Linked DNA regions of Homo sapiens: region 1 is linked to region 2. A link is an interaction called in ENCODE POLR2A ChIA-PET data of the cell type or tissue named here. Cell type or tissue: HCT116. All regions are shown on one strand. Links, peaks and the distances in the headings refer to the core of each region. The heading gives the core; the rest is flanking DNA. Region 1 holds the start of LINC02935 (long intergenic non-protein coding RNA 2935). Region 2 overlaps TCF7L2 (transcription factor 7 like 2).

What was found. Peaks named below come from ENCODE experiments on the same cell type or tissue, not always from the same donor. Only the 100,000 strongest peaks of a DNase experiment are listed, where the experiment ranks them.
Region 1: POLR2A ChIA-PET joins it to region 2 with 5 read pairs; 5 of 35 experiments call an interaction of 5 or more read pairs at or near these places.

What each region holds. Positions count from the first base shown.
Region 1 is chr10:112,879,359-112,894,495 of GRCh38, forward strand. LINC02935 (long intergenic non-protein coding RNA 2935) reads left to right here and starts at 11,674. Exons shown (of 3, transcript XR_001747706.2): 1 at 11,674-11,714. In HCT116, for the core only: no CTCF peak of the experiment used is centred there; no DNase peak of the experiment used is centred there.
Region 2 is chr10:112,950,907-112,966,043 of GRCh38, forward strand. TCF7L2 (transcription factor 7 like 2) reads left to right here. Exons shown (of 15, transcript NM_001367943.1): 1 at 1-39; 2 at 301-367; 3 at 577-701; 4 at 13,650-13,718. It overlaps LOC124902502 (a long non-coding RNA gene), which reads right to left and starts at 1,436. Exons shown (of 2, transcript XR_007062291.1): 1 at 872-1,436; 2 at 1-101. RefSeq lists enhancers at 6,594-7,228, 11,916-12,416, 12,924-13,218 and a silencer at 14,204-14,498. In HCT116, for the core only: no CTCF peak of the experiment used is centred there; DNase peaks (open chromatin) are centred at 7,586 and 8,575; H3K4me3 peaks cover 1,831 bases; H3K27ac peaks cover 2,500 bases.

The DNA.
Region 1 (15,137 bases), core at 8,117-10,616, 71 kb before region 2:
GAGTCTTGCTCTGTCACCCAGGCTGGAGTGCAGTGGCGCAATCTCGGCTCACTGCAAGCTCCACCTCCCAGGTTCACGCCATTCTCCTGCCTCAGCCTCCCAAGTAGCTGGGGACTACAGGCGCCCACCACCATGCCTGGCTAATTTTTTGTATTTTTAGTAGAGATGGGGTTTCATCGTGTTAGCCAGGATGGTCTTGATCTCCTGACCTCGTGATCCGCCTGCCTCGGCCTCCCAAAGTGCTGGGATTACAGGCGTGAGCCACCGTGCCTGGCCTGAGCTATGGCTTCTTAAGACCATGAGCTTTAAGGTCAGGCTGCCTGGCTTCAAATCAATATTTTGCTGCTTATAAGCTCTGTGTCCTTAGACAAAGTATTTAGTCTTTCTAATCCTCAGTTTCTTCAAATGCAAAATGGGGAAAATAGTAATATCTATGGCTTGGGTTGCTATGAAGATTAAATGAGCTGTTATTATAATTTTTTTCTTTTTCACTCTGTCACCGAGGCTGGAGTGCAGTGGTACAATTAGCTTCTACCTCCTGAGCTCAAGTGATCCTTCTATCTCAGCCTCCTGAGTAGCTGAGACCACAAGTGTGTGCCACCATGGCCAGCTAATTTTTAGAAATTTTTTTGTAGAGATGAAGTCTCCATATGTTGCCCAGACTGGTCTCAAACTCCTGGACTCAAGTGATACTCCTGCCTCAGCCTCCCAAAGTGCTGAGATTACAGGTGTGAGCCACCACACCACCACACCCAGCTTATGATAGCCTGTTATAATTCTTTTTTTTCTTTTTTCTTTTTCTTTTTTTTTTTTTTTTGAGACAGGGTCTCACTCCATTGCGCAGGCTGGAGTGCAGTACACAGCTCACTGCAGTCTTGACGTCATGGACTCAGGTGATCCTCCTATCCCAGCCTTCTGGGTAGCTGGGACTACAGGTGTGCACCATCATGCCCAGCTAATTTTTCATATTTTTTGTAGAGACAAGGTTTCACCATGTTGTTCAGGCTCATCTCAAACTCCGGGGCTCAAGTGATCCCCCTCCCTCTGCCTCCCAAAGTGCTGGGATTACAGTTATGCGGTTATGAGCCACCATACCCAGCCCGCAATTCTTAAAATACCAACATTATCCTCCCTGAAGTCTGTACCATTTAGCTGTTTCCTATTGGATCCTAGGCAGGACTTTGGGACCAGGTCGTGCTGTGAGAAAAGGTGCAGGAACAGTGTCAGAGTTGGGATAGTGTCAGCCAGAGGAAAAGCAGGTGATCTCTCAAGTAATAGTTAAAGAAGACCTCAGATTCCTGTTAACTGCAGCCAACCTCTACCAAGAATAAGGGCATCACATCCTCAGACTTTACAGATCTAATTTTTCTCCTTCATGGATGGAGGAATAGCAGAAAGAACATGGGTTCTGGTATGAGACTGATGGTTCAAAGTCCAATTCTGATCCTTCATAACACTTTGACCTCTCAGAACCTTAGTTTCCTCATGTGTAAAATGGGGATGACATTACCAACTTCAGTAAGAAAAATCACTTAGAATAGTAACTACTCAGGTCATCATTCAACACAGATATTTTGAGCCTAGTCTGTTACAAGCCTTCTGACACGTGGCAGGGTGAACAGTATACTCATGCACTCTACCATCATGGACCTTAGACTAATGAGGAAGGGAGCTATCGCTCAACAGATTCTAGCAAAACATGGTGAGTAATTTGATAGGGGAAGTAAAAGGAACTCAGGATCTTATAAAGGGAGGTTTAAAACGTAAGTTAGGCATTTAGAAGATGAGTAAACAAAGAGGAGAAGTTGAAGGACTGATAAGGAGCCCAGAGTGAAATTGAGGAAAGCAAGACTTCTGTCTCAGCCTTGTGATTTGCATGGGATCCCTCTCATCTCTAGCTCCAGGAGTAATTTCAACCTCTTATCATAACAACTGATTGAGGTGGCTCAGTCTTAAGCCAAACAGCACATGGCATTTCCACAGCAATTGTTTTGGGATGATCCAATTAGAGCAAAGATAAAAACTCTTTGTTCCTATGGATGTGACCTAAAAAGCTGTGTCGGCAGCCATCTTACAACTATGTGGGAAATTTGACTGAGGACAAAGCCGATACCTCAGAAGGGGACAAAGATTGAAGAATTGCAGAGCCTGAGCCCTGATCAAACTATACCTGAAGCTTACTAACCATTGATCTTTTGACGATGCATGAGCTGATAAATCTTTGTTTAAGCCAGCTTGTGCTGAACTTTTTGTTATTTTTATATTTATTTATTTATTTATTTATTTTTGAAATGGAGCCTTGCTCTGTCGCCCAGGCTGGAGTGCAGTGGCACGATCTTGGCTCACTGCAAACTCCACCTCCCGTGTTCAAGCAATTCTCCTGCCTCAGCCTCCCGAGTAGCTGAGATTACAGGCACCCACCACCATGCCTGGCTAATTTTTGTATTTTTAGTAGGGACGGGGTTTCACATATTGGCCAGGCTGGTCCCAAACTCTTGACCTTGTGATCTGCCTGCCTTGGCCTCCCAAAGTGCTGGGATTACAGGAGTGAGCCACTGTGCCCAGCCCTTTTTGTTATTTTTAAATGGAATTATTCTAACCAATAGACAAGAGAAGAATAGTTTGAGAAATAGGAAGCAAGTACAATAGTATCTGATGATATCAACATGTCAAGCAAAACAAGGACAAGAAGTTTCCTTTGGATTTGGCAATATGAAGATAATTTGTGACCCGGGCAAGATAAGTTTCAGTAGTAGGGAGTGGGGTGACAAGGAGAACTCTATGCAAGCTTGTACGGCACAAGTAAGTGAGCAGAGGACCCGCTTGATTGTGTTTGAGGGACGCAAGCAATACATAGTCTCTGTCATCAGAGTGGGATTGTATTTTGTAAGATCTTAAGCATTCTGTGTTATTGTCCCACTATCCATCAAAACATTTCCCCCAAATCCTTTAACTGTTTGGGTTCTGGGCTGTCCTGTAGGTTTAACTATAAAAAGTACAGTGTTTCAAGTAAACTGTGTAAGAAGCTTCCGTCACAGTTGACCAGTTGGATTAAGTTTTGGCCTTTTTCCCACTAATATAGTTACTGCTTCCTAACATTCTGGGGACAGGGAGTCTCATAGCCCTTAGAGAATTAGCTTAAAACCATGAACCCTTTCCCTTGGAGAGAAAATGCCCCCAAATTCTGTACACATTTCTGAGGCTTCATGATCACTATGCAGCTGGCCTCACAGATTACCTGGGACACTGCCCAAGCTTGCCATCATTTATAAGCTCTAGTGAATCAAAATTTCCTTAACTGGGGTCTTGTTCCAATGAATGAAGGATTCCAACTCATCAAACTAGCTCTCTCTTCCCGCCAGTAGCTCCTAGAATTCCAGCTTTCTCCTTCAGCCTTCAGGGGTTGATCAAGGTGGAGTTTGTTGCCTTCTCACCCTGTCAAAACACCCACACCAGCCTCACCTCTCTCTGCTTCTCTTCCCAGTTCCTCCTCCACCAAGCACAAATCTCCAGCCCTGGCCCTAGTAAAGGCCATGAATGTAAAAGGTGTTTATGGTCATACTCTCACTCACTCATCTCTTCATTCTTGGGATTCTACCTGCAGAGTGAGGCACAGTTCTCAGACACCTGTCCCATACAACCCTGGAAACCACACTCAGGAATTGGGAGGTGAAGACATGCAAGTCCAGGATGTGACCTGCCACTAACACATTCCCTACCTGTGGCCTGAATTTTTCCCATCATGCTCCTCCTTCAGTATAAAATAATTCACTTGTCCCGAAGTGCTGGTTTCAGCCCAGCTGAGAGATTTGCTGGTGAGGAATGGAGTGATGTAAAATCTGAGTGCAGCTCTGGCCCTCTGATCTGGAGTAAAACAACTTTGCCCTAATGGTATGCCTCCCACCTGAGCTCAAGTAAAGGGTCTAAAGTATTTTGTTTTGACCTCTGTTAACACTTATAATTATGTCCTGTTTGTTTGCATGCCCACCAGTCATCCTCACTAGCTCCTTTGGGGTGTAACCATGGATAATTCACCCTCGTGTATTACAGATAATAACATTAACAAGAGTGAGTGTGGACTGAGATCTCTGCTCTCTCCCAACCCTATGCAACACTATCTATTACTAACCTCTCTTAAGTTTTTTTTAACTTTTTTTTTTTTAATCAAAGTCTCGCTCTGTTGCCCAGGCTAGAGTGCAGTGATGCAATCTCGGCTCACTGAAACCTCTGCCTTCCAGGTTCAAGTGATTCTCCTCCCTCAGGCTCCCAAGTAGCTGGGGTTACAGGTGCACACAACCATGCCTGGGTAATTTCTGTATTTTTAGTAGAGATGGGGTTTCATTATGTTGGCCAAGCTGGTCTCGACCTCCTGACCTCAAGTGATCTGCCCGCCTCTGCCTCCCAAAGTGCTAGTGTGAGCCACCACACCCAGCCTTAAACTTTTCATTCTGTACTAATTTTGCAATTCTTCTGCAATACTAATATTGCAAAATTAGTGCAAAAATTCCCATATATCCTTTACCCAGCCCCTGCCCAAATGTTAACATCTTGCACAACCACAATAAAATAGTCAAAATCAGAAAATTAACACCAAGGCAATACTTAACTCTATGGAACTAATAACTAACTATATCTAATAATAGCTAATCTCATTCAAATTTCACCAATTATACCACTGCTGGACTTTTTCTGGTCCAGAATCCAGGGTTTCATGTTGCATTCAGCTGACATGTCTCCAGTTTGCTTTCATCTGAGGTAGTTTGTCTTTAACACTTTTGAAGAGTATTGGCCAGTTAGTGATTTATAGAATGTCCCTTCCTTGGATTTGTCTGATGTTTCTTCAGGATTAGAATCAGGTTATGCATTTTTGGCAAGAATACCACAAAAGAAATGCTGTGCCTTTTTCAGTGCATCATATCAGGAGGTACATGATGTCAATATACAATGATGTCATTACTGGGAATGTCAACTTTGATCACTTGATGAAGGTGGTATACACCACCTTTCTTCACTATAAAGTTACTCTTTTCCCCTTTGTAACTGATAAGTATCTTGTGGGGAAATTCTTTGAGACTATGTAAATATCCTCTTTGTCATCATACTTTTCCCACTAATTTTAACATCTATCAGTGATCCTTTCTTGAAAACAATCATGACTGGGGTGTTTGCCAAATGCTGATTCTCTATTTCCATATTTCTTTCTCCATTGAAAACTGGAATTCTGTAAGGAAGAGGTTTTCTCCTCTCCTTTTTGCTTACTTATTTATTGACATCAGTATACATTCATAGAATATTAACCCCATTTTTTCATTGAGAAAACTGAGGCTGAAAGATGGATAATATGGTACCCACAGCCACAAAGCTAGGATGAAGGAGAGCCAGGATTTAGTCTTGCGCCACCTAAGTGCTTAACTGATACTTCTTCATGACAATGCAAATTTTGTAACTTAGCACGGTTACCTCTTTGCTTTGATTACCAGGTGATATAGTTTGGCTGTGTCCCCACCCAAATCTTACCTCCAATTGTGATAATCCCCACGTGTCAAGGGTGGGGCCAGGTGGAGATCATTGACTCATGGGGGCGGTTTCTCTCATACTGTTCTTGTGATAGTGAATAAGTCTCATGAGATCTGATGGTTTTATACATGGGAGTTCCCCTAAATAAGCTCTCTTGCCTGCCACCATGTAAGATGTGACTTTGCTCCTCTGCATTCACCTTCCACCATAATTGTGAGGCCTCCCCAGCCATGTGGAACTGTGAGTCAATTAAGCCTCTTTCCTTTATAAATTACTGAGTCTTGGGTATGTCTTTATTAGCAACGTAAGAACAGACTAATACACCAGGAAATTCAAATTTAAGACTACCTTCAGTAATACTGCCAGTTCGTACAACATGCAAATTTTGCTACTACATTCTCTTATTATTGTATCCTGTTTCTCTCTTGTGCCCATGTCATTATCTGTGTTTTATTTTCTCAATCATATTTGTATTTTTTTAAATCACCTGAAATCTTTTTAGGGGAGAAAACAAATAATAAATAAACATATCTCTGAGGCTAGGACACGATAGGTTGCTTATTATTACTTGATGTGAATCACTTTGATTGCTGAAATGCTGAAAGATTGTTTCTTGACAATGGTGGCCACAAGTGGTCCTTAAGACTTGTCCACAAGGACAAATTCACAGAACATGTAGAGACACATACCTTCTTTCTGTGGCTCCTAATAAATGAGTGTGCCCAGATGGGGTTATCAGAGGATGTAATGATGACAGCCAGGTACCAAGTGCTGAATGCCTAAAGTTGATATATGGAGGAAGGAACATTTTTAATGATGTCTCAACCATCTTTAAGATGGAACCCAAATGGCTTGTTCTGGGACACTGTTTGGAGATTAAAGAGACTGAGGGGGGCAAGCAGTGAGCTCTCTGAGACTGCAAGTATTCGAGCAGACCAGACACAAGGGCTTTTGCAGGGCGTGCCAATGTCACTTGGAAGATGTGGATGGTGGAACTCTGTGCTTTGCTTTCCAGGCTCCATTTTCCCTCCTTCTGGGAAGCAGGTCTAAAGTCTGGAATGCTTCTCTCCTCCACTGTGACTGTATAGTTAGGGTAAGCTGAATTCACCCACAGCTCCAGGTCTTTAAGCCAATACGTTTCACCTGTCCCCACCCATAATGTCTGGTTCAGGTATCTGCAGGTAACAACCCAGAGTCAGAGATGTGACAGCCAGCTTCTAGCACCTTCTAGGAAAGAGAAGCTCATCTCCTCCATGGAAGTTTATAGAAGAGGTATGCTGTCTTCCCCAGTGATGGAGGCTGTGAAGTAGGGAGCTATAGCAGCCTGATGATAGAGTCAGCCTGAGGCTAAGCCAGACAATGGGAGCTAAGAAATGGAACTATGGTCTGAGCTGTGGCTCTCGCTCCATCAGAAGCCAGATATCTCCTGCATCTCCTGGACGGTGACAAGACCCAGCAGTTTGCCATTCTTTATTAAAACAGTTTGGTTAGAGGCTTTGATCATTTGCAACTGAAAGAATCATAAATGTTAAAACTAGATGGACTAAAAATCAGATTTAGTTTTAGAACCACTGAAGGAAGTTTACTAAACACACAGAATGCCTTTGAATTTGTATCAAATACAAATATGATTGATAAACATCCCCTAGTAATTCTTGTGCACACCAAGACCTGGAAGCCACTGATCTCTGCTCAAACACATTAAGACTGGCCTTTGAAAGGTCCTTAGTGTGTCCTTTTGCTCCCTCCCCTCCTCCTCCTCCTCCTCTGCCCCCTCCTCAGCCAGGTGAGAGACCCCCAGGAAGAAGGCCTGGCCCCAGCCCCGAGCTTCAAGGCTTTCTATTTATATGCGAAATTGCTTGCGTTTTCCTAGTTAGTGGCAGATCTGCCTGTTTGATGTTAATGAGTTTGTGAACCCAACAAAAACATGAAAGACGAGGCTTTTCCAAAGAGGAAAAATAGAAAATAAAATGCCATCCAAAATGAGACAGGCTTGAAATCCGCCTTGCATCTCACCAGCCCCTTTCTCTGTCTTCCCAAAGGGGCACCTTTCATCCAATTGAGGAAATCAAGATAAAATGCCAGCCTGGTGAATATCCTGCAAAACCAAATTGATCTGATTTGCCTGGACAAAGAAAATGAGGAATTTGGCTGATCAAAGTGGGCACAGCTCCCTCTTAAGCCCCACCCACCCCATCAGGCCTCCTGTGGATAAGAAACACAAATCTCTCGCACATCAGCGCTGCTCTCATATTCATTTTCAAATAGCCCCTTGCATCCTGGTGCAAATCTTAGCTGTCTCCTAATAACCCACTTTAGGACATAGATGTTCTCATCTGATATTATTAAATGGAAAGGGGCCGCTTTCTAATCTGGAGAGAGGCAGGGGCATTTGTAACAGCCAGAATCAAAGGCCTGGTCTCTTTCTGTTCCTAATTATCAATAGTGTTTTATAATCTTATTAATATTGATACACAGTATACTGAAGATCTGTTAAGGCGTAATGTATGTGGAAGATAATTAACAAGATCCGAGTCAGATCAATCGCCTATTTGACAGCCAACGGTGTGTGGCTTATAAATTATACATATTCTAGGTATTGCTCAAAATGTTTAAAGTTTCAGTCCAATCCTTCCGATCCAGCGCTGGGGGAAGGCATGAACCTAAAGGTACCGTCCCCAGCCTATTGGAGCCTTCTCTGCACACGCAGGACTCACTCTTACTTAAAAATCAAAGGGTTCTGTTAACTGCCAAGATCTACACAGAGCATAAAACACACCTTCTCCTTGTAAAGTGCAGAAAAACAAAAGGTGAAATCTTGTAAGAAAAGAGATGATTAACAAAAGGAAGGTAATTTGCCTTTTGATTTCTGAGAGAAGGTAGCAGTTGGGTGTTTCAAATGGCAGAGCTGATCTTGCCTGCTGACGCCAGTCTGTAACAGAGTCAGATATTTGGTTGCAGTAAATGCAATTAACAATCCCAATTAATGTGTATGTTTGGGTGGATTGAAGAGTTTAAACTGGACCAGGTGCAATGGCTCACACCTGTAATCCCAGCACTTTGGGAGGCTGAGATGGGCGGATTGCTTGAGCCTAGGAGCTTGAGGCCAGCCTGGGAAACATAGTGAGAACCCGTCTCTACAAAAAAAATACAAAAATTTGCTGGGTGCGATGGCACATCTCTAGTCCCAGCTACTCCGGAGGCTGAAGTGGCAGGATGACTTTAGCCCAGGAGGTCAAGGCTGCAGTGAGTCAAGGTTGAGCCACTGCCCTCCAGCCTGGGTGACAGCAAGATCCTGTCTGAAAAAAAAAAAAAATTTAAACTGTGCTCTCTTGCTCTTGGTCAAATAGTGTGTGTGTGTGTGTGTGTGTGTGTGTGTGTGTCCATGTGCTGTGGACATGTGCTGTGAAGTCACTGAAAATTATTTTTTCTCTGACAGCATTCCTTTAGGGACAATCTGTCCCCCATTCTATAATAATCCCATTGGGTCCATGCAGTTCGGATGGGTCTGACCCTAAACCAGCAGGCACAATACCCAATTTGGCCAATCAGATTCCTCTCACCATTTATTTTTCAGTCACCAGAAAAGATGGTATGATTTCCCACTGGGTTTTTAAGCAAGAAAGGTACAAGCCTTCTACTGCTGGTGGTCTCTTTGCCACCAGGCAGAGAGAGCCTGCCTGAGAAGAAGCAATTCAGAGGAAAGTGCAACCGGGGCATGAAGAGAAGTGGGTTCTCTTCATGGACCACTGGGCCACTGCACCTGGCCCAGTTTAAGCTCTTCAATCCACTCAAACAAACACATTAATTGGGATTGTTAATTGCATTTATGGCAACCAAATATCTTACTCTGTTACAGACTGGCGTCAGCAGGAAAGATCAGCTCTGCCATTTGAAACACCCAACTGCTACCTTCTCTCAGAAATCAAAAGGCAAGTTACCTTCCTTTTGTTAATCATCTCTTTTCTTACAAGATTTCACCTTTTGTTTTTCTGCACTTTACAAAAAAAAGTTTAAAGTTTCAGTCCAATCCAAAAAAAAAGCAGCCCTAGGATGCTAGTCCTACTAGCATCACTTGAGCTCCTGGATACAGCTGTGCCTGAAGTATACATTGGGACTCTCAATTACCTGAGCCAATCATTATGTCTCCTTTTCTGCATAAGGCAATAAGAATTGGGTTTGTATCACTTAACTGAAAAAATTCTAGCTAACGCAGGCAATTGAGGCAACATTTTTGGCCCTTCTTCTATTCTTCTCCACAATGCCAATGAGAAAGGTAGGCAACACAATGAAGTTCGGGAGCAGGAAAAGGACGAGCCACCATAAAAGAGAGTGCAGCCCTTTTATCAAGACGATAGGGGCCTGATGTAGTGGCTCACACCTCTAATTCCAGCACCTTGGGAGGCTCTGGTGGGAGGATCACCTGAGGCCAAGAGCTTGAGACCACTACCAGCAACATAGCAAGACTGTCTCCAAAAAAAATTGAACCAGGACTGGTGGTGTGCACCTGCCTGTAGTCCTAGATATTCTGGAAGCTGAGATGAGAAGATTGCTTGAGCCCAGGAGTTTGAGGTTACAGTGAGCTATGATTGTACCACTGCACTCCAGCCTGGGCAACAGAGTGAGACCTTGTCTCTAAAAAAGACAGTGGGGCTGTGATGAGGAGATGTGGCCTGGTGCTGAGCCCTGCAGATCTCCAGCATCCATCACATTTAACTGGGGAGACCGCAGGGCTTTACTGCAGAGCTTGTAGCCTCCATCAAAAGGAAGTCAGGGTTTCAGAGAGTCCTCCAAATCAAGCAGTGTACTGGCTTGGACTGGGGAAAGTGACAACCTACTCAAAAGGAAAAGCTCCCTGAGCCTAAACAGTCCTTGGGATTTGCAATGGGTCATTGTGAGGACATTGAGTGATGTCGAGGTACCCCGTGTATTGTGGTGTTGGGTTCATGGAGGTTCACCGTGATGATTCAGTGCAGCCTCGTCTTATTTGCTGGCTAGGTACTAAAACCAGTTTTAAGGTCAGCATCACAGATGGAGTAACGTGGAACTGCCACTAGTCTCTACAGGGCTTTGGCACAAATTGGAAAAAGGTACCGCCTTTGGATAGACAAATTAGAAAAAGGTATCTCTTCTAGACAGAAGACTGCAGCAGAGTGCAGGGCTTGGAAAGAGTACTTCTAGCAGGAATTTAATTGCCATTTGTCCCCTTAGGCAGCACTTTGTGCAGTGCACAGACTGGACAATGGTATGTGGCAGCCCTGAGTAGAGACTCCCTAATCAGCCCCCACTAACTAACTCTGATCCATTGGCTGCTCTTCCTGGCCTCTGTAAAACATCCTAGGGCATGCGTGTCCATAGCCATCTGAATGCTCAGGATTGGTGCATTTCATACTCTCTAGTATTTCCATGCACCTCTGCTTCCCCAGCTGAGTTTAATGTTTACCATGAACCCACCAGATTAGTGGTTTGGGTATACCCAAACCTGCTTATACCACGACATTGCCATGAACTAATTTAACAGAAAAGTATGGCAGCCAATGAAATAGGAAGAAGCAAAGAGAGCATAGTGGTATCTATGAAAACTAAAAGCATACTTTGGAATTATAAAGGCAAGTTGCTAAAAAAAAATCCTTAAAATTAAGGAATTATTTGGGGGTAATAGAAATGCATTGTAGCTTGATTGTGTTTCACAGCTGTATAAGACTGTATCCAACTGTTTAATGACATTGAATTATGTGTTGTAACTAGATGCAGTTGATTATATGTAAATTATTCCTCCATAAAGTTGATAGGAAAAATACTAAGTGCAAGTGAGACAGAATAAAAGATAGGAGAAGAAACATAAAACTCCCAAAGAGGCTTGCAATCTGATTGTTCTTCAGGTGTCTTTAAGATCTGGCTTCACCTTAAGAAAACCACAACTGGAAATTGTAAATGATGTGCATTTGGCTTAGGCAAGAAAGAGAAGCCGGAACTCCAAAGACCAAACCCATTCCTTTAAGAAAAGCCTTGGTTCTACATCAAAAGATTGGTAAAGAAAATGTATACTTACCATGTTTAAATTTTGTTTGTTTCGTTTTGTTTTTGTAGATGGAGTCTCGCTCTGTCACCCAGACTGGAGTGCAGTGGCGTGATCTCAGCTCACTGCAACCTCTGCCTCATGGGTTCAAGCGATTCTCGTGCCTCAGCCTCCCCAGGTAGGTGGGATTACAGGCACGTCACCATGCCCGGCTAATTTTTGTATTCTTAGTAGAGACAGGGTTTCACCATGTTGGCCAGGCTGGTCTCGAATGCCTGGCTTCAAGTGATCTGCTTGCCTCAGCCTCCCAAAGTGCTAGGATTACAGGCATAAACCACCATGCCCAGCCACCACGTTTAAATTTTTAAAAGCATTTAGAGTATATGCATATGAATTGTTTTATAAAGTTTCTCCATTTTAACTGATTTTTTTGTGATGAACTGCCAACTTATACCCTGACCCCATCACACAACAAGCCTTCCACAGTGGTCTAGTCATCCTGAAAATCCCGGAAATCATCCTTAAAGGGTGTGGTACTGCCATATCGCAACAAATCCAGCACAACCTATTTTTCCTTTTTTTCTCAAGGGAAACGGTTGCTCTTTCTTCAGTTGAGCCTGTGTGTGTGAGGGTTGCTCTTTCTTCAGTTGCGCCTGTGTGTGTGTGTGAGGGCCACAAAATGCTGGCTCCCACCCTCAGTGTAGGAGCCATGGCTGAGAGGTGCATCCTATGGGAGGCCCTTCCAGAACACAGGCTTTCCCAGGGAAATGCCAGGTGCTACACCATTTACATTGTTCTGTGTGTGTGTGGCCATGTAGCTGAGTTTCTTATAACTTAAATTTTTATATGCTGGGATTCTGCCATATATCCACTTATATACAGCAGTTCATTCTGTATCACTTCTATTACTTCTACCAACTCCAGAGCCACATGCTGTAACGGGCTCTCCCGCTTAGAATCACTAAGCATTAGCAATAGGAGTGTGGTCAATGAGATTATCATCCCAGTCCTTCCTTCTTTAGCATTATAATCCCCCTCTCATTGCTTCACCAGAGCACAGAACTTCTCTGTCCCTAAACATTGGGCTTGGCCGCTGATGTGGCCATGCAGACATGACAGGAGTTGTGGGCTAGCAGGAACAGACATAGACATGGAAATATGCATGCTGTGATGAATGACGCTGGCTTTATTCTGTGGGCAATGGTGAGCCATGAACAGTTTAGGGTTTCCAGCAGCATTACTGTGATTATGACATTGAGCAAACTTTCGCTCAGCTGTCAGAGAATTGGGTAAGACAGGTACTGTAATTTTTTTTTTTAGGACAGAAATGGGTTTGTGCATTTGGCTTGCTGTCTTTTCTTTCTGCCATATGCCATGAAAAGAGCATGCCCTAAGAAACCATTAAAGGAAGTTAAGAGACACAGGGAGAAAACCTCGACCTACCCTACTGTCTGAAATGAAGCCCAGTCAATCCATACCCTAAGACAGTGCTGCCTCAGCCAACTCATATAACCACGAGCTGGAAATGTATGCATTTTTGTTGTATGCAACTGAGACTTAGGAGCCTTTTGTTATGCAGCATTGTGGAATAAAAACCTAACTGATACAAAGGGGAAATGAAAGAGTTTCTAGTCCAACCCACTGATTTTGTAGCTAAAATTATTTACTCTGTAATATATATATTGCTTAGACAGTTTCTGGTCTCAGTTCCATCATCTGTGAAATGAAAATACCATACCTGGCCAGGCACAGTGGCTCACACCTGTAATCCCAGCACTTTGGGAGGCTGAGGCAGGTGGATCACCTGAGGTTGGGAGTTTGAGACCAGCCTGGCCAACATGGGGAAACCGTCTGTACTAAAAATACAAAAATTAGCTGGGCAAGATGGTACACGCCTGTAATCCCAGTTACTCGAGAGGCTGAGGCAGGAGAATCGCTTGAACCCAGGAGGTGGAGGTTGTATGAACCAAGATCATGCCACTGCACTCCAGCCTGGGTGACAGAGTGAGACTCCATCTCAAAAACAAAAAACAAAAAATACTATACCTGTCTTAACCAACTCTGATAGCTGTGCAAAAGTTTGCTCAGTGTCATAATCAAAATAATGCTGCTGGAAACCCTAAACTCTTCATGGCTCACCATTGCCCATAGAATAAAGCCAGTGTCATTCATCACAGCATGCAAATCTCCATGCCTATGTCTGTTCCTGCTGGCCTGTAACCACTTTGTTTGTCCCCACACTCACACTCTGTTGCTGCCATTTGAATTATTTGCCATTTCCCAAACTGTCTCTGATCTTCTCTCCATGGTTTTTCTCTCATTGGTCTCTTCCCTAACAAAGCCTTTCCCTGCCATCTCACCTTTTGGAAACCTTCATGGTGTAACTTAGATATCACATTCTCCAAATGGCTTCCCTAATCCCTTTAGCTGAAATTAAGACATATTTCCTTCTGGATGCTTAATATATTTTACCTGCATTATAGGCATTGGGGCCAAGTCCATCAGCCACACTGAGTAAGAACAAGCTTTATGATTCCAGGGATCAGTGTTTGTTCATTTGCATCTCCCAAGGACCCTAGTCTATGAAGCACTGTGTCTGCTCAATGTGTGTTGATAATCAGATATCTTAGCTTCAAGAAGCACAGTCACTGTAGCACACTATGGTGGTGTATTTCTTCCATGTTCTAGTGTCCTCCACAGTAGATAAGCAATGGTACTGACCCACACGTGGATGATGAACTGAATAGCTGCCATTATTGAGCACTTATTCTGGGACAGGATCTGCATTAGCATACTGCACATTTTGTCTAATTTAAATCTCTCCACAGCCCTCTTGGTTGTCTCCAGGATTTGTTTCATTTAACAGATGAGATACGGCAAGGACTGTTATGCATCGTCCTTTTCTTCCTGAGCACCCAGCTAGAGCACACTTCCCAGATTCCCTTGTGGTTAGGTGAAACCATGTGACTGGTTCTGCCCAGTAGAATCCGAGGGGAAGTAGCATGTGCCATTTCCAACCCAGGCCCATAAAAACCTCCCCTGCAAAGCTCCTCGCTCCTGTTCTGCCAGTAGATGTAGAGGATCCAGCTAATGACCTTGAGGTCTAGAGGATGGTGGAGCCACCAAATGCAAAGAGCTTGGGTTCATGACACCTTCCAGAGGAGGTCACCTGCTGAGTACTCCTGTATTGAGCTGTAATATGATCATGAATTCAATTTCTATTGTGTTTAGCCATGGAGATTTTAGTATTTTTACTTGCAGCTGTTACATGAGGAAACTGAGGTTCAGTTTAAATGACTTTAGGCTGATTATATAATAAGTTAGTCAGAGAGGGCTATGATTTAACCCAAACCTAGCTGTCTCTGATTCCTGTGATTCTAATTACTACAATATACTGCCTCTTTGCTAAGGGAAAAAAAAAAAAAAAAGCAAGCAAATGAAAACAAACTCCCTATGGGGGCAAACTCAGGATTTTCCAAACTGTGACTCCCCCTGGCTCTGGAATGTTGTACCCAGCAGAGTTTTGTGAGATTGCTGAATAGTTGCCTACTTTAAGGGAGTGGGGAGGCAGAGGGGAATGATGTGTGTTGATTCCCCACAC
Region 2 (15,137 bases), core at 7,144-9,643:
GAATCAGAAACGAATCAAAACAGCTCCTCCGATTCCGAGGTAGGAAAAGCCCCTCGGGCTGGTGGGGTTTTTTATCTGTTTCCTGGGCTTGGCAAATGTTGCTGAAAGGGGAGAAATCGGGGCTGGGGGCGGCGGCGGGGCCCGGCGGGCGGCGTGTGCGTACGGTGCCACCATTGCAAAAACTTGTAACCCTGTTTTTTTCTACCCCCCCCTCGACCTCGCCGATTCTTTTTCTCCCCCTTCTCCCCCTTCTGCGTGGCGTTTGCCCCTCGCCCTCCCCACCTCCACCCCTCTGGGAAGGCGGAAAGACGGCCTCCGCCTCGCTCCGAAAGTTTCCGAGACAAATCCCGGGAAAGTTTGGAAGAAGGTGAGTACGCCCCGCGCGCCCCGCAGCCGCCCGGAGCCGCCCCCCGGGCCGGCCGCCCCGCGCGCCCCGGCCCCGCGCCCGGCTCGGCCTGGCCCTGCGCCGGCCCGGTCGGGGCGCCCGGCCCCTCGGGGCACTTTCTAAAAAGTTTCTCCTCACTCTCTCCCGCTCCGCGCGGCCGCCGCTGTCCCCTCGCCGCCCCGCCATGTTAGCGGCCAAGAGGCAAGATGGAGGGCTCTTTAAGGGGCCACCGTATCCCGGCTACCCCTTCATCATGATCCCCGACCTGACGAGCCCCTACCTCCCCAACGGATCGCTCTCGCCCACCGCCCGAACCGTAAGTGCCTCCGCGCCCGGCCCCCGCCCGCTGCCCGCCCGCCCGCGCCGCCCGCCGGGCCCCGCATGCGGCCCCTGCCCTGCCCCCTCCCCGCCTCCCCCTCCCCGCCTCCTCCCCTCCCTCCCTCCCCTCCCCCGCTCGTGGCCCAGGAGGCCCGAAACTCTCCAAACTTTTCTGCCTTTTGTGGACTGGATTTGTTTGCACTTCGCCACGTTCTTGCTTTCAGTTTGCTGCCTCGTGATGTTGGGGAGACCTCTCTGTCCAAGCAGGGCTTTGTTGGTGGGGAGGGGGGGGAATCCGAAGAACTTTCCTTTGCGTTCTGGTTCCCCCTCCCCCTTTGGTGGTGGTGTTTGTTTCTTCACCCTGGGAAGATGACTCTGTGGCTCTTCCTTTGCTCTCTCTCCCTCTCTCTCCTTCTCTTCCTTCCCTCTTCTGTGGCGTCTTGGGCTTTCCCCGGTTAACCCCTTGGCTGCCGCTGCGGGCCACGAGTGACTGACTGTGCTGCGCCCGATGCGCGGGGTAGAGAGTGGGTTTCCTCCAGGCATTGGACTTGAGAACTGGCTAGCGCGCAGAGCCCGGGGCCCTGGAGAGGCTCCTTGGCTTTCTCTTTTGGGCGACTATGTATTTAGCTTTCTAGTGGAGATTGCTGGCTCTCGGCCCTCCTTCCCCCTTCCCCTGGAAGGTCACACTTCCCAGATTGGTCCCACCGCAAACTTGGGGGCTCTGAGGCGTCCTTTTCTTTGGCAACCCGCAGGGCCGCGAGCGCCCTGGGCGCCGTGGCGGGCTCCGCTGCCCGGCGCACTGGCTGCGGGCTCTCCCGGGCCGCGCAGGGCAGCAGGGCTGAGTGGGGCGGGGAGGCCCCTGCGGCCCGGATTCTTGGTTTGTGTGCAGCCGGAATGGACTCCTCCAAGCGGACTTGTGTATTTCTAGGGAATTTTGGCGCCTTGGGATGTATGGCGGGGTCGGCGCTCGCCAGCTTCCGTGTAGGCCCGTCGTGGGCCCCAGGGGGGCCAGAGACCAGGGTGTGCGGGCTCAAGGAGGTGCGGGGGCCGAGGGAGGCTGGGGCGCCTCTCCTTCAAGGGAGTGGGCCGCCGATCGCCGGCCACCCAACTTTGGGGGCCCCAGGGCAGCGCGGGGTGCCGGGCTCGGGGGGCGCTTCCTGCAGGGTCGGTCCCGCGCCCAACCCTGACATTTGTTAATACGGCTCATCCCCTCCCCCACCGGCCTGTGCCCCCTGCCCTCACCCTGAACCCCCTCCTCCTCATCCCTCCCTCCCTCTTCTAAGAAGCCTGGATTACGAATCCCTGGACGCAAGACGCATTTGTGCCCGGCTTCCCGGTATTGTCATTTTACACCTTCTCCAGTTTGGTCCCCTACCCCTTATTTACACACACGACTTTTGTTTTTTCTTTTTCGGTAACTCTAGATAGCAATTTGAAATAATGCACCCACTGTTCAGCAGCCATGGATTCGGTGCTAATGGCCGAGGGCTTGCCGGACGGGAGTCGATCAGATCTACAAGTGTTTTTAAGCATTAAAATATTAACTATCAGGTTTGACTTGCTTTTTTGGGCCCTGGCAAAATGGCAAGGGCATGCTAGACCGGTCATTTTTTTTATGGCTAGGGAAGAGAAATAATTATTCCCCCCCTGCCCGGCGCCCAGACATGCTTGGGAAGCTGGGAGAGCGGTTCGGCTCAACCCCCTTCTCCAGGGCCAGTTCCACCAGGCTGCAGGGGCCGCGCTCTGGGCTTGCAGCTGTAGGGGAAGCACAGTTCGCTTACTTTGTATTTTTCTTGGGAGCTTGTGGGGCATCTTAAACGGGACCGTTCGGCTCAGAATCGCAGTGTTCGCCTACCAATAAACCGGACCAAGCAACATTCCAAAGAATCCCTGAGAATTTCTGCCTCTCCTCCCCTCCCCCTTCCGATGGAAACCTCCCTGGTATTATTTTAAAATCCACTTAACCATCTGAATATTGAGCTTTGATGGCGGGCTTGCTAGCTTTCTTGACTCTTTTTAAACTCGCTGTCTGATACTGGCAATCTTGCCATCCCTTCTCAAACTTGAGCAGTTGTGTTGTCTTGTAATTAGCAAACAGGGAAATTGCTAAAGGCAAATAAATGATTTCCCGGTGAGAAAAGGAAGGCTCCCAATGATCGGTCCCTTTTGTGGGCATTATAGGAATAGACGGCGTCTAGTTATTTTAATTGTGGACATAGCGGGTGGCCTGGTGCTGTGACATCAGATTGAGTCTCAGAACACATTTCTGAACTCAGTAGGCAGTTTTAGTACTTACATGTCAAACACCAGCAGACATCTTTGTGTACACTGCCCCTTCGTCCTTCCTCCCTGTTACCTGGGTTAGATTATGTGCTCCAAAATTAAAGTTATTTATTTAGGCTGGTCAGCAGAGCAGTGGAAATGAGGATGGTAGGCTGTTGTGTGTCATTCCTGACGTCTTCAATCAGAAGGCCAGCTTGCAATCCAGATTTGATACAGCTGCGGGAGGAATGGAGGAATGCATAGGCAAGATAGCGGGCTTCCCATACTCTTCTGAAATCCTTAGTGTTTTATAGGGTGTGTTTTTAATGGCAAGGTGTAAAGACAAATTTCGCTGTATGCTTTATTATTTTCCCTTTGCTCCTTGGTGGCGGTGATTTTTGCTACATTTTCTGTTACTTATGGTGTACCTGTAAGCAGCTGCATCCTTTAAAAAGCAAACTCTCTGGAACCCTGATTTCTGCTTTTTTATTTAAGAATGTAAAGAATTAGAGAGTATCATTAAATCGGCTTATGATGAATAATACATTATCTCAAGAATAATGCTTTAATTGCTGAAGACACCATAAAGCTTGATAGTAATAATTTTATTTTAAAATGACAAAGATTTCTGCATAATATTAATTTAGTCTTTGATTCAGTAATAGGAATGGCTTTTAAAAAGACAGATTCAGATACAAAACTGCATTAAGGAGAGGTCTAGTTAAGTAGATGGGAAGTGTTAGAACTGCAAATATTAGAACTGTGGTAACATTTGTATATTAAAGATAAGAATACTGTAACCTATTAAAGTTGATTGGAAAAAGTAGTTTTACATTTCTTTTTCCCTCCTGGCAAAGTGGAAATAGGAATATGGTGGTTGAAATTCCAGTTAGGTTTGAAATTTCTTTTTAAGGACTTGATTATTCGAGCCCTTGCATCTTCTCTTATCCAAAGTTATTTGCTTTTCAACCGAGCTCTTTGCTACTAGGTTGAACAGATAAATAAGCTGCATCTTGAATTCATTTTTGAACTTGGAATCCAGCATTTAAAGGAAACCGAGAGGGGCCTATTCATTGGGATTTTATTTAGCCGGGCAACTTCTCTTTCTGGCTTGTGAAAAATGGACGTTTTTTCCTCACTGAAACAACATAATCCTTTCTAATACAAAAGATTTAGACCTTGGAGTGTGAAGGGTTAATGGTGGTCCTTCCCAGTTGTCCTCCCACCCCCCCACCTCACCCCTGATTGTTTTGACAACACTTTTCAAAGTGTGACATTCCAAGCCCCTACATAACAATGTAATATTACTGTAATTACACAGGTCATTACATTTTAAATAGAGAACAATAAAATGCTTATCGCCCTGAAAAAGAACAGGTGTTCTTACCCTTCTTTGGTATTTATGCTAATTGTTTTTCATCTCCTTCAGAAATATTTATGGCGAACATGTTTAGATTTCAATCTCAATGCAACCGTATTAATTCCATGCTAATCTTTATAGGTTGGGGTTTAATGTCTGCAGTATGGATTATAGGCTCAACATTCACCCAATAAGTCATATTTTAATGATTATAAATTAAATATGCCAGCGCTTTCCACTTTGTTGATATTGAAACTTTCTGAAATCCCAGAAACAAACTCAGGCATTTGGGAGCCTAACGAGCTTATCTGGAAGACGTGTTTTTGGAAACTTTTGACTGTTTAAGGGAAGGAGCTTTGACTGATGCCCTCTGTGTCTGATTGAGAAAGAGTTTTTTGAGGAAAACAATCCTCGTTCTTGCTAGGAGTTCTTCACCTTGATTTTAATTTTACTGATAGGGATTTCATTTAGAGTCATTGCTGGAAGTTGGTCAGCTTTCTGTTTCTTAGCAAGCTGTGAAAAAGTTACCGGAAGGTTTCCAGGGGCTTGCAGATCAAGAATGCTGTTCTGTTTGCCGTGCTGGATCGCTGCAGTTCTGCACGCCATTGAAAAAAATATTTGCTTTAGAAAACTAGCATTTTAATAGTTGCACCAGAGGCTGTGCTTTTAAAGATTACAGTAGAAGTCTTTCCAGGTTTCGAATGCCTCCTTACATCCCACGAGGTGCCCCTGGCTGTGTGCAAAAAGTGCCTAGATTTCTCGGTGGAGAAATCCTGGTGCAACTTCTCTTACACACGTGCAGTGGGTAAACTAGAAGGTATCTAAGAGGATTTTACATTTTGTCAGATGTTTCACAACAGGCCCCCCTGAATCACATTAAAAATGCACTGTAGAGAAAGGACAGCTGCAAATTTTTGTGTGGACGCGTGTTTCTGGACCATGACTAAAACTCCGAGGACCTTTCCCCCAGCTGTCTGGAAGTTATGTGGAAGTTGGTTTATTGGCAGTTAAGTATGAGACAACCTGGATTTAGCAAATGCTCTCTCCTGCACAGGAAGTAGATGACATTATATTGGGGGAAGGGAGGAGATTTCAGGCAAGGAGTGATTTACCTTTTTTTTTTTTTTTTTTTTTTTAAATGCTGGAGTTGCCAAATAAATAAGCACTTTCCAGGGAAGTAAGTGTAAGCTTTTTAGTCTTGGTGAGTGGCATTAGATAATATCTTTGACTGCATTTATAATTCTTTTGAGGTGACACATTTTAAAGTTTGGAAAAGGAGGCTGAACCAAATTCTTGAGGGTCTTATTTTCAAAGGGGTGTGTGATGTGGGCATCTGAGTTTCTTCTGGGAGTGAATATTGGCAACTATGTAAGTAAATCTTCAACTCTGACTTATAATTGAGCACATTTGTGAAGGAAATGGTTAATTTTACAACCAAAGGCAAACTCGCACCTCGACAGGTCTGCTGAAAGAAATGTGCCCCAGTCTTTTTGCTGGCAAGCGCACCACCAGGTCATAAATCCACAGGCTTTATTTACAGCCCATAACACTTATGAATGTTAAGATATTTGACGCCACGTTGGCCTTATAATATTCAAGGTCCGCAGACATTGGCAGTAGCTCAGATTTCTCTCACTAATTATAAGCAATGAGATGGGGGGAGGTGGTGGTATCCTAATGCAAATGCTGCCCTCCCTTCTCCGCTGACCCCCACCTCTACAATCTTGAGTTTACTGAGACAGACGCCACCACTCCTTTGGCAGCTGACTTGTACGTTTCCTCTAGGCTATTGTTATACACATTTATAAAGAGCACTTTCAGGAATGGAAATTCAGTGGGGGCTCTGCACAGATGCCTTTTTCAAAAGCAAAGTTGCTCTAGGTGTTTGCATCTTTTCCCTTTTCTTTTCTCCCTTTTTCCTTTCTTTCTCTTTTCTTAATTCCCCCCAACACCCCCACCTTTTTTTTTTTTTTTTTTTTTTTTTTGAGATTACATTGCCTATATTGTGCATTTTCCCCAGGAATACTTAAAGAAACCTGGTATGGGAGACGGCTCTTTAATTTATATGATGTTCCCCTGAGTGGAAGGGAAAATGTACACATTACATAGTACACTAGTTAAACTAGTTAACGTGAGAGTTTTTAAAAAAGTGAGATGAGGTGAAGAGAGTTGACTAAAAGAATATAATAGGTGAGGGGAAAAAAAATCCAGGTTTACACTGGGGATGGGAGGGCTGCTTATTTGTGAAAAATGTACTGGTATCTGCGGGAGGAGGCACAGAAAAGTAGCCAGAGGAGACAGAATAAATGCCTAAGAAAGATAAGAAAAGTATAATACAAGAGAACAAAGATTTGGGTTTGGGGGAATTGAAATTGGAGATTGGAAGTTTCCTTATGGAGGGGCGTGGGAGTACCCTGGGCTGGGCTATTAAAAAGGGATATTGCTTTGCTCAGCAAAGATGGGCTGCGATCCCTTCATTACCCAGGGTGTTCTACCTAGCCACAGATGTGTTTCCTATCAGTTACTGTGTAAGCATCTGAGGGTGAGGCATTATCTGTGGTGGAGACTGGAGTGTGAGAGAGAAGGCCAGTTGTCCTGCTGATTTTAATTTATGTTGAAAAAGTGGGCTGTTCTGGTGTATTACAAACTGACTACGCGGTATAAGGAGGAAGTGAGATTCAAAGGTGTTTGCCAGGCCAGGAGAGATGATGGCTCTCATTTCTGACTGGATCCTTCCTTCCATCCAACCCAAACTTAAAGACCCAGGCCGAAAGGTTTTCTTTTCTAATCAATGGCATGCAGAAACTTACTAGCCCTCAGGGATAGATATGAATCCCTAAACAGCTCATTACAAAGAAGGGGCTGTGGGATCTTTGAACGGGTTATCAGCCGAGGTGTTCTTTGCTTTTCCCAAGATAGGTTTTTTCTCCTTAGGCACATCTGATTTCGGGCTAGTAATTCGACCTGTTATATTTTATTCTTTTTGTCATGCAGTAGCCCCAACCAGGTCGGTCTACGGAGGAAGGAATGGCCAGGAGTGGCATCAGCCCTGAAGGAGTTAAAATTGCTCCCTAAAGTTTGGCATCATGAAAATAAATTTGAGGCCTGGTAGGCATTAGCAGGGCACAGCACATTTACAGAGCTTAATTAGTACGCACTGTAATTGTTCATGGTCTGCCAGAAGAAGTAATGTTCAGGAAAAGTGGAGTCCCTCTCTTGCAGTCTTCAGCTTGAAACCGATAAATCACTTGCATATTTGTGTAGTGATTCAAATGGAGCTAAGACCTCTCCCATCCCAACATGTGGTAAATTGTAAAGTCAATGAATTGCAGATGTAGGCTACAGTGAGATTCTCTAAGAAAATGCAGAATGAATGGGAAAGAGTGACGCTATAAATATTTACTGAGAAGATAACTAGATTCCTTCGTGCTGGGCCAATTATGATGTACTAAAATATATTAGTAAAATGCTTAAAAAATTGAGAGGATTTGTGTGGGTCTTTGGGTGGGTTGGTTTGTTTTGGAAAGTGAAATAAAAGGCACTATGTTGTTGTCGTGTCAGTTTTATTAAGCCTGAATCACAATGGCATACCCAGGGAAGGACACATGAAACCCACATTAATGCAAATTAATTCGTTATGAGTTGCAGCACTGCGACTGCTAAGTGGAGTAATGATGGGGCATCATTTTAAGAGTTTTAGTGTAGCAACTTTTAATGAAAAATGCTGTGTTAGGAACATGTCTCAGCACTTCAGCCCACGTGTTTTTCTATATGCTAGAAATATGTTTTGTACAAGAGCAGGAAACTTGATTCACTTTATTTTTTCCCCCAGACAGTTTAAGAGCTTTAATTATGTTTTGACGTTGAAAGAAAATCATCTAGTTTTTCTCAAAAATCAACCCAGAAATGCCCATCACCATAAAGAAGTTCAAGCTCAACTTTTTTTTTTTGCGAGACTTTGCAGCACAAAGTGGAGAAACGATGAACATAGCATTTCCCCGCAGACCTACAGATAAAACTTTCTTGAAGCGACTTTTTCCCCTTTTTTTCTTCTTAGAGAATTTTGGTCTCAGGCAATGTTGCAAGTCAATACTTCTTTCCCCAAATGTGAGTAGGTGGATACGTATAGAAGCTGTAAAAGTTAATGATCGTTCTCTGACTCATAGCTGATGGTTTCAGGTTGAGGAAAAGAAAAATTAATGAGGGTAAATAGACATTTGATGGAACATTGAGACAGTAGGAGAGATTGTTCTTGTGTCTAAAGGCATGCATTTTGTTGCAGCAGAATTTCTGAGGCAGAATGCCAGGAAGTGAAAGGGGATGCTGTCGTTAAGTTATTGTTTAGGGATGGTACAAATGTTCAGTGTCTAGATCTCTGCAGGAATGTTTAAGCTCAAGTACCAGGCAATGCTGGTTTTGCCTTTTCTCTTGAAGTCAGAGGCCCCCCTTGGTACTTTTTATAAGGGCAGGCAGTCACCCAAAGTCTTGGTCAAAAGTTTATTTCCCATTAAATGTAAAAGGCTCTCAACACAGGACTGGGGGCAGTGGGGTAGGGGAAGCTGGGCTTATAATGGCCTGTGGTTGCTCAAATGACTAATGACCTAAGAAAAGGTCTTAGGTATACTAAAAAAAAGTATTTTGTTTCTTAAGGTAATTACATGGAAATTAGATTTCAAGTGGCTCATGGTAGCAGCTACAGGGTAGAGAGGAAAGTGGACCAAAAAAACTAACACCTCCTAGGAAATGATCTGTTTTTTTTTTTAATATAGATAAGAGAAAGCCAGGTGATTCATAAAACTGAAAATAAAGTAAATGTTCCACCTCTTCCCAATTTAGCAGGACGAATAGGCATCAAAAATTAATGTGCATCATGTTAGAAGTTAGCTTAGTGCTGGAAAAACCAACAGAGGATTTCAATTGTTTTAATTGTCTTTGAGGAGGAGATTCCTGTGGTTGAAAAAAGCTGTTTCCCATTCCATGTCTGGGTATCTCTGATGTTTTGCATATCAGAAACATCAAATTTAGAGCCCAGTAGTGATTAGAAATAAGATGAAGAATCTAGATATGATGATAATAAGGGAAGGGGTTAATCTTAAAATGTTGGTCTTTACATTGCTGAAGAATTTTGCAAGCCTGTGCTGAGAACTGCCGAGTCTTCACCGTTCTTCCTCTGGACAAGTGAGGGCTGAGGCATTTGTGGGTAGTAGAATGGGGGATGGGCTTGGTCACTGATTTTTGTTGAGAGCTTCATGGGAAGCAATGAAATGGAAAATACGCTGGAGTTCTCATCTGGTGACTCCCTGGGTACTCCAGGCAGGGAAGTGCCATTTTGAAGGTGTGAGGCACAGCCAGGTGAGAGCAGCCATGTTTGCCGGATGAGGAAATGATGTGGAGTGGTCTTGGAGCACTCCTGGTGACTGGTGCAGGACAGTCCCAAGAGATGAGGCAGATGGGAACCTGTTTTTTTTTTTTTGAGATGGAGTTTCGCTCTTGTTTTCCAGGCCGGAGTGCAGTGGTGCGATCTTGGCTCACTGTAGCCTCTGCCTTCCCGGCTCAAGCAATTCTCCTGCCTCAGCCTCCCGAGTAGCTGGGATTATAGGCGCACACCACCATGCTGGGCTAATTTTATTTTTGTATTTTTAGTGGAGATGGTGTTTCGCCATCTTGGCCAGGCTGGTCTGGAACTCCTGTCCTCAGATGATCCGGCCTCCTCGGCCTCCCAAAATGCTGGGATTACAGGCGCGAGCCATTGCGCCCAGCCTGGGAACCTGGTTTTTATTTTATTTTATTATTATTTTTTGAGACGGAGTTTTGCTCTTGTTGCCCAGGCTGGAGTGCAATGCCTAGATCTCGCTCACCGCAACCTCCCCCTCCCGGGTTCAAGCGATTCTCCTGCCTCAGCCTCCCTCATAGCTGGGATTACAGGAATGCGCCACCACGCCCGGCTAATTTTTGTATTTTTTAGTAGAGACGGGGTTTCACCATGTTGGTCAGGCTGGTCTCGAACTCCCGACCTCAGGTGACCCCCCCCCCCCCAACCTCGGCCTTCCAAAGCGCTGGGATTACAGGCGTGAGCCATCGTGCCCGGCCAGAACCTGGTTTTTAAACTCAGATGTGCCTTAGTCATCTTGTCCTGGACTTCGCAGTCTCACCTCATATTCCAAAGCACACAAATGGCCTACCATCTTTTATTCTTCCTTCTAGCTTCTGGAGAGAGAAATGATTGTTCCAGTTTAGAATGCCAGGAGTTTACTGGGTGTTTGTATTTTTTATCTGTGCCTTAAAAAAATTAGATTATAATGAACAAGACATCTTTATGTTTTACAGGGAAGGAAAAAGCAGTGAAAGTATGCATTTTCGAAAGAAAAGTGTGTTGGGAAAAGAGAGAGAGGGTGGAAACCCAAAGGAGAAATAAAAATTTTAAGTCCTTGTTGCAGTAGCTGGAGGAAGTGAGCTTGGAAATCTCTCCAGCGCAATGGTTGCTGGCTGGGAAGAAAGATCTGACTTAGACACAGAATAAGCTGCTTGTGCTGGGTGTGTTTGTGAGCTGGGTGAGGTTTTCTGTGTCGCTGGGCACGTGAGGGAAGTTACGTGGCTGGGGGGTGGGGTGGGGGGCATTAGAAGGGAGTATGGGTGTCTGTGGGCGCTCGCGTGTGCGTGTATGTGTGTGTGTGTGTGTGAGAGAGAGAGAGAGAAGGTAAAATTAACTTTGTCCTATATGTTGGTTTCTCTGCTAGAGTCTTAAGGAACTTGCAGCTGCATTTTTATTGTTTCAATTACAGCATTCTCTCTAGGATTGTTGGTGTTATTTGGGTGATGATGAAGGCAAGGATTAAGAACAGAACTGGACAAGTGAAAATTGAATTTGGATTAACCACAGTTTGATTAATTTATTCATAAGATTGTGACTATATGAATTTTTTTCAACAACATATCCTTAGTTATCAGGTGTCCACTCAATTTTAATTGACAATATAAGATTCCTATGGTAACCCTGTGTACAGATTGCCTAGGGGCTCTGCAGGGATTGTGGGAAGAGAAGCTTGGACAAGTTTCCATTAAGATCTGAATCAGGCGATTGGAAAAGAAGAGAATAAAACCAACTGAAAAGAGAGGGACAAGTTGTTAGTGTTGCCTACTCTGCTTTGAAGGAGAACCCTCCTCAGACAAGAGCTACTTTCTGGCCAAGAATTCCAGGCTCGCAGAGAAACCTGTCCCAGGCACAGAAGTTGTTTTAACATGATGCAGAATTGTCACAGTAATTAGTGCAATCTCCGTTTACTGACTGGCAGTTTTTACACAAAGGAGATAGGGACAAAGGGTGCAAAGTCATCTTTGTTTTTCAGCAGGTCACTTTACTTATTTATTTTTATTTTTTATTTTTGAGATGGAGTCTCACTCTTACCGCCTAGGCTGGAGTGCAGCGATAAGGTCTTGGCTCACTGCAACTTCTGCCTCCTGGGTCCAAGCAATTTTCCTGCCTCAGCCTCCTGAGTAGCTGGGACTATAGGCGCCCGCCACCACGCCTGGCTAATTTTTGTATTCTTGGTAGAGACGGGGTTTCACCATGTTGGCCAGGGTGGTCTCAAACCTCTGACCTCAGGTGATCTGCCCGCCTCAGCCCCCCAAAGTGCTGGGATTACAGGCGTGAGCCACTGCGCCCTGCCAGCGGTTCACTTCAGATACTGCTTCTGAGTATGTGTGGGGGGCTGTGTGTGGGGGACAGATCTTCTGTTGTTTTAGGGCAATGTGGTTCATTACTCTCCTTTGACAGGTATAGGGTTTTTTTCCCACCTACTTCATTGTGTCTCCTTTTAATTTTGATTAATATTCTGTTTGGGGCAAGCAGACTTACATTATATCTATATATAAATATATATGTAATGTTTTCTATTTGTTTATTTGGAACAGATAAAATGATCTCAGAGCCCACTGCATCCTAAAATGGATATTTATAGACTTAGCCCATGAACAACATGGATTTAGACTATTTTTTTTATGGGATTACTACCCTTGTGTTTATTTTGAGTTAGTTCAAAAGTTCTTATGTGATTTTTTCCACTTTTATTTATTTTTTAAAACTGTGTGGACTGAATTGTTTTTCTTCCAGGGAGCAAGATACAAATTATCTGGATCTGAAACTCGCAGCCTAAATTACACTTTGTGCTAGTAACACAGACGTGTTCTGGTAGTAGTAATAGCACAGGAGTAGTAACGGTAGTTTATTATAATACTACAGATCCATTTTTGGAAATGCAGTTGATTTGCCTGTTGCAAGGAGGGGAAATGGACATCAATTTCACAGGGTCATCTGATTCCTCATTAGTAGTTCCTATTTGGCAAATTAAAATGCATTTTCAGATAATTGTTGAGATCCTTCAGTGATTATTGTATTGTTTATAAAGTAAATCAGCAGATGGTGTTTGTTTTCCCAATTGATGGGATCCCAAGATTAGCAAGTATTACTTGGGAAGATGAGAATTGGGTGAACAATCTTGCTCTTCCTATTTCGGGATACCTGCTTCATTGATGGGTGGTCTCTAGGACTTCAGAGGGAAAGGCTGAGGATAGACTTAGACCTTGGGGAGGGTCTGAGCCAATCAGTGACTTACATTCACTCAGTTGCCATCTAATAGGTGGTCCTCCCTTAGAAAATTGGCGGCTTTCTGGCAGTGTTTGGCCCTCTCTTTGGGGAAGTGTGGATTACTAGAGTGCAGGCGACAGAGATGGCCTGGGATGGACAGCTTAGTCATCATGAAAGAATGTGTAAGGCATCGGGTGGCCCCTGAATTCTGTCTGACACATTTGTTTTCCCAGAAATAGAATTGCATTGGAGAGTTGGGGCCCAGTTATTAGAAATATGGGGATGGGGTGCTTGTACTTGTTGCAGTCTTGTGGCTTCTCATAATCTTTTCTCTCCTAATCCTTCCTCTTGCCTACATGTTGCAATTCTGATGACTTTTTGCAGCGCACAGTTCATTTTTCTTCAGCATCCCGCTCAGCACACTGGCTTCCTTTATGTCTTAATGGGCATCCGTCTTTCCTTTTCATGTCATTGATTCTCACTCGTGGCCCCCATCTTCCCTGTATGCTTATTGAATAGGTGCTTAAAAAACAAAAACAAAAACAAAAACAAAAAAACTTTACCTTAGATTGTTATGATCATCTTATCCATAGCAACAAATGAAAGTACACAGGTCTTGATTGAATGCCAAGGCTGCAGTTCAATCTAGGAAGGTTTGTCTGCTATTCATAAACTGCTTAAGATGTTTTCTTGTAGTTTGTGACATAAGCAGAACGCTTTGATTTGGTTTCTTTCTACAGCTCCATTTTCAGTCCGGCAGCACACATTACTCTGCGTACAAAACGATTGAACACCAGATTGCAGTTCAGGTAGGAAACGCAAGAGATTCTGAAGCTTGAATTGTCTATATGTAGGTCTCTTGTGTGTTTTATTCTCCGCCCCTTCCCCCAACTGAGATAATGATGATGATGATGATGATGATGATGGTGGTGGTGGTGGTGGTGATGGTGGTGGTGGTGGTGATGGTGGTGGTGGTGATGGTGGTGGTGGTGGTGGTGGGGGGGGGTTGAATCACTGGGGGAGAAGGGGAGCAAAGGAGAGAGAAGCAGGAGAAATGCTGCTGAAATGATTTAGAGATATGGAAAGAAAGAGAAGGCTGTGCTTATTGTTAAGAGTTTCTTGACCGGGCATAATGGGCACACAGACCCCAGCTTGACTACTGTTTTTCTTTGCTTAGGGAGGGATCTTGAATTGGGAGTAAAACGGGGTGGCACAATGTGAATGGGAAGGCTTAAGGGGAGAGGTGGGAGAGGAGGCCGTGCAACAGCCAGAGGGTTGTTTCTGGTGGATCAAAATCATGTTAAGTGGTGCTAAGAATATCTCTTTGGACCTGATCATCCTGAAATGTTGATTTCTCTTGGACCTGTCTATGTATGACACTAAATGTGCTGGAAGGGAAAGGCGACAGATCCCAGCTTCTGATGAGTGTCCTGTTTCCTGCTCACGTAGTACTTCCATTCTCTTAAATCCGAAGGCTAAACAAATCATGGACTAATATAGACTCGGAGCTGAACTGATGCCAGCAGAATGCAGTAGAGGAGGGAGAGCAGACTAATACGATTTTCGTCTGTCTGCCTGGCCTTGCTGGGATGGATGTACCTCATGGTGTAACTAATGGTACCAAAACTTCTTGAGTGTTCTGGCTTAACCCTTTGAAGGGATTCTCTTGAAACCGTTTGCTGTAGTGTTGAGGTCTAGCTGGAGAGCCTTCTTTTTTTGTGAGTTGATGTTGGTTTGTTAGATCATTTGTGTTATTCCATGACTTCTTTTCTGGGCAAGAGCCCTTGCAGATAACTTGTCTGTGTGTGTGTATATGTGTGTGTGTGTGTGTGTGTGTGTGTGTGTGTGTGTGTGTGTGTGTGGTCTTAGGTAGCTGCAGCCACAATGCATCTTTGTAGCTCTGTCATCTCAGTTCTGCATCTTCCTTGATAAGACTTCCAGATAGCTGTTTGCCCCAGGTAAACGGAATTATTCCGCCAGTGAAAAGCATGAGTCAGCAGACATTTTTATTTGGTGCATTCCTAGTGTTTCTGTACTCATTTTCAGGCCACAGCAACTTATTTTAAAAATATTTGAGGCTGGGTGAGGTGGCTCATGCCTGTAATCCCAGCACTTTGGGAGGCTGAGGCGGGCGGATCACTTGAGGTCAGGAGTTCGAGACCAGCCTGGCCAACATGGTGAAACCCCATCTCTACTAAAAAATGTAAAAGTTAGCTCAGTGTGGTGGT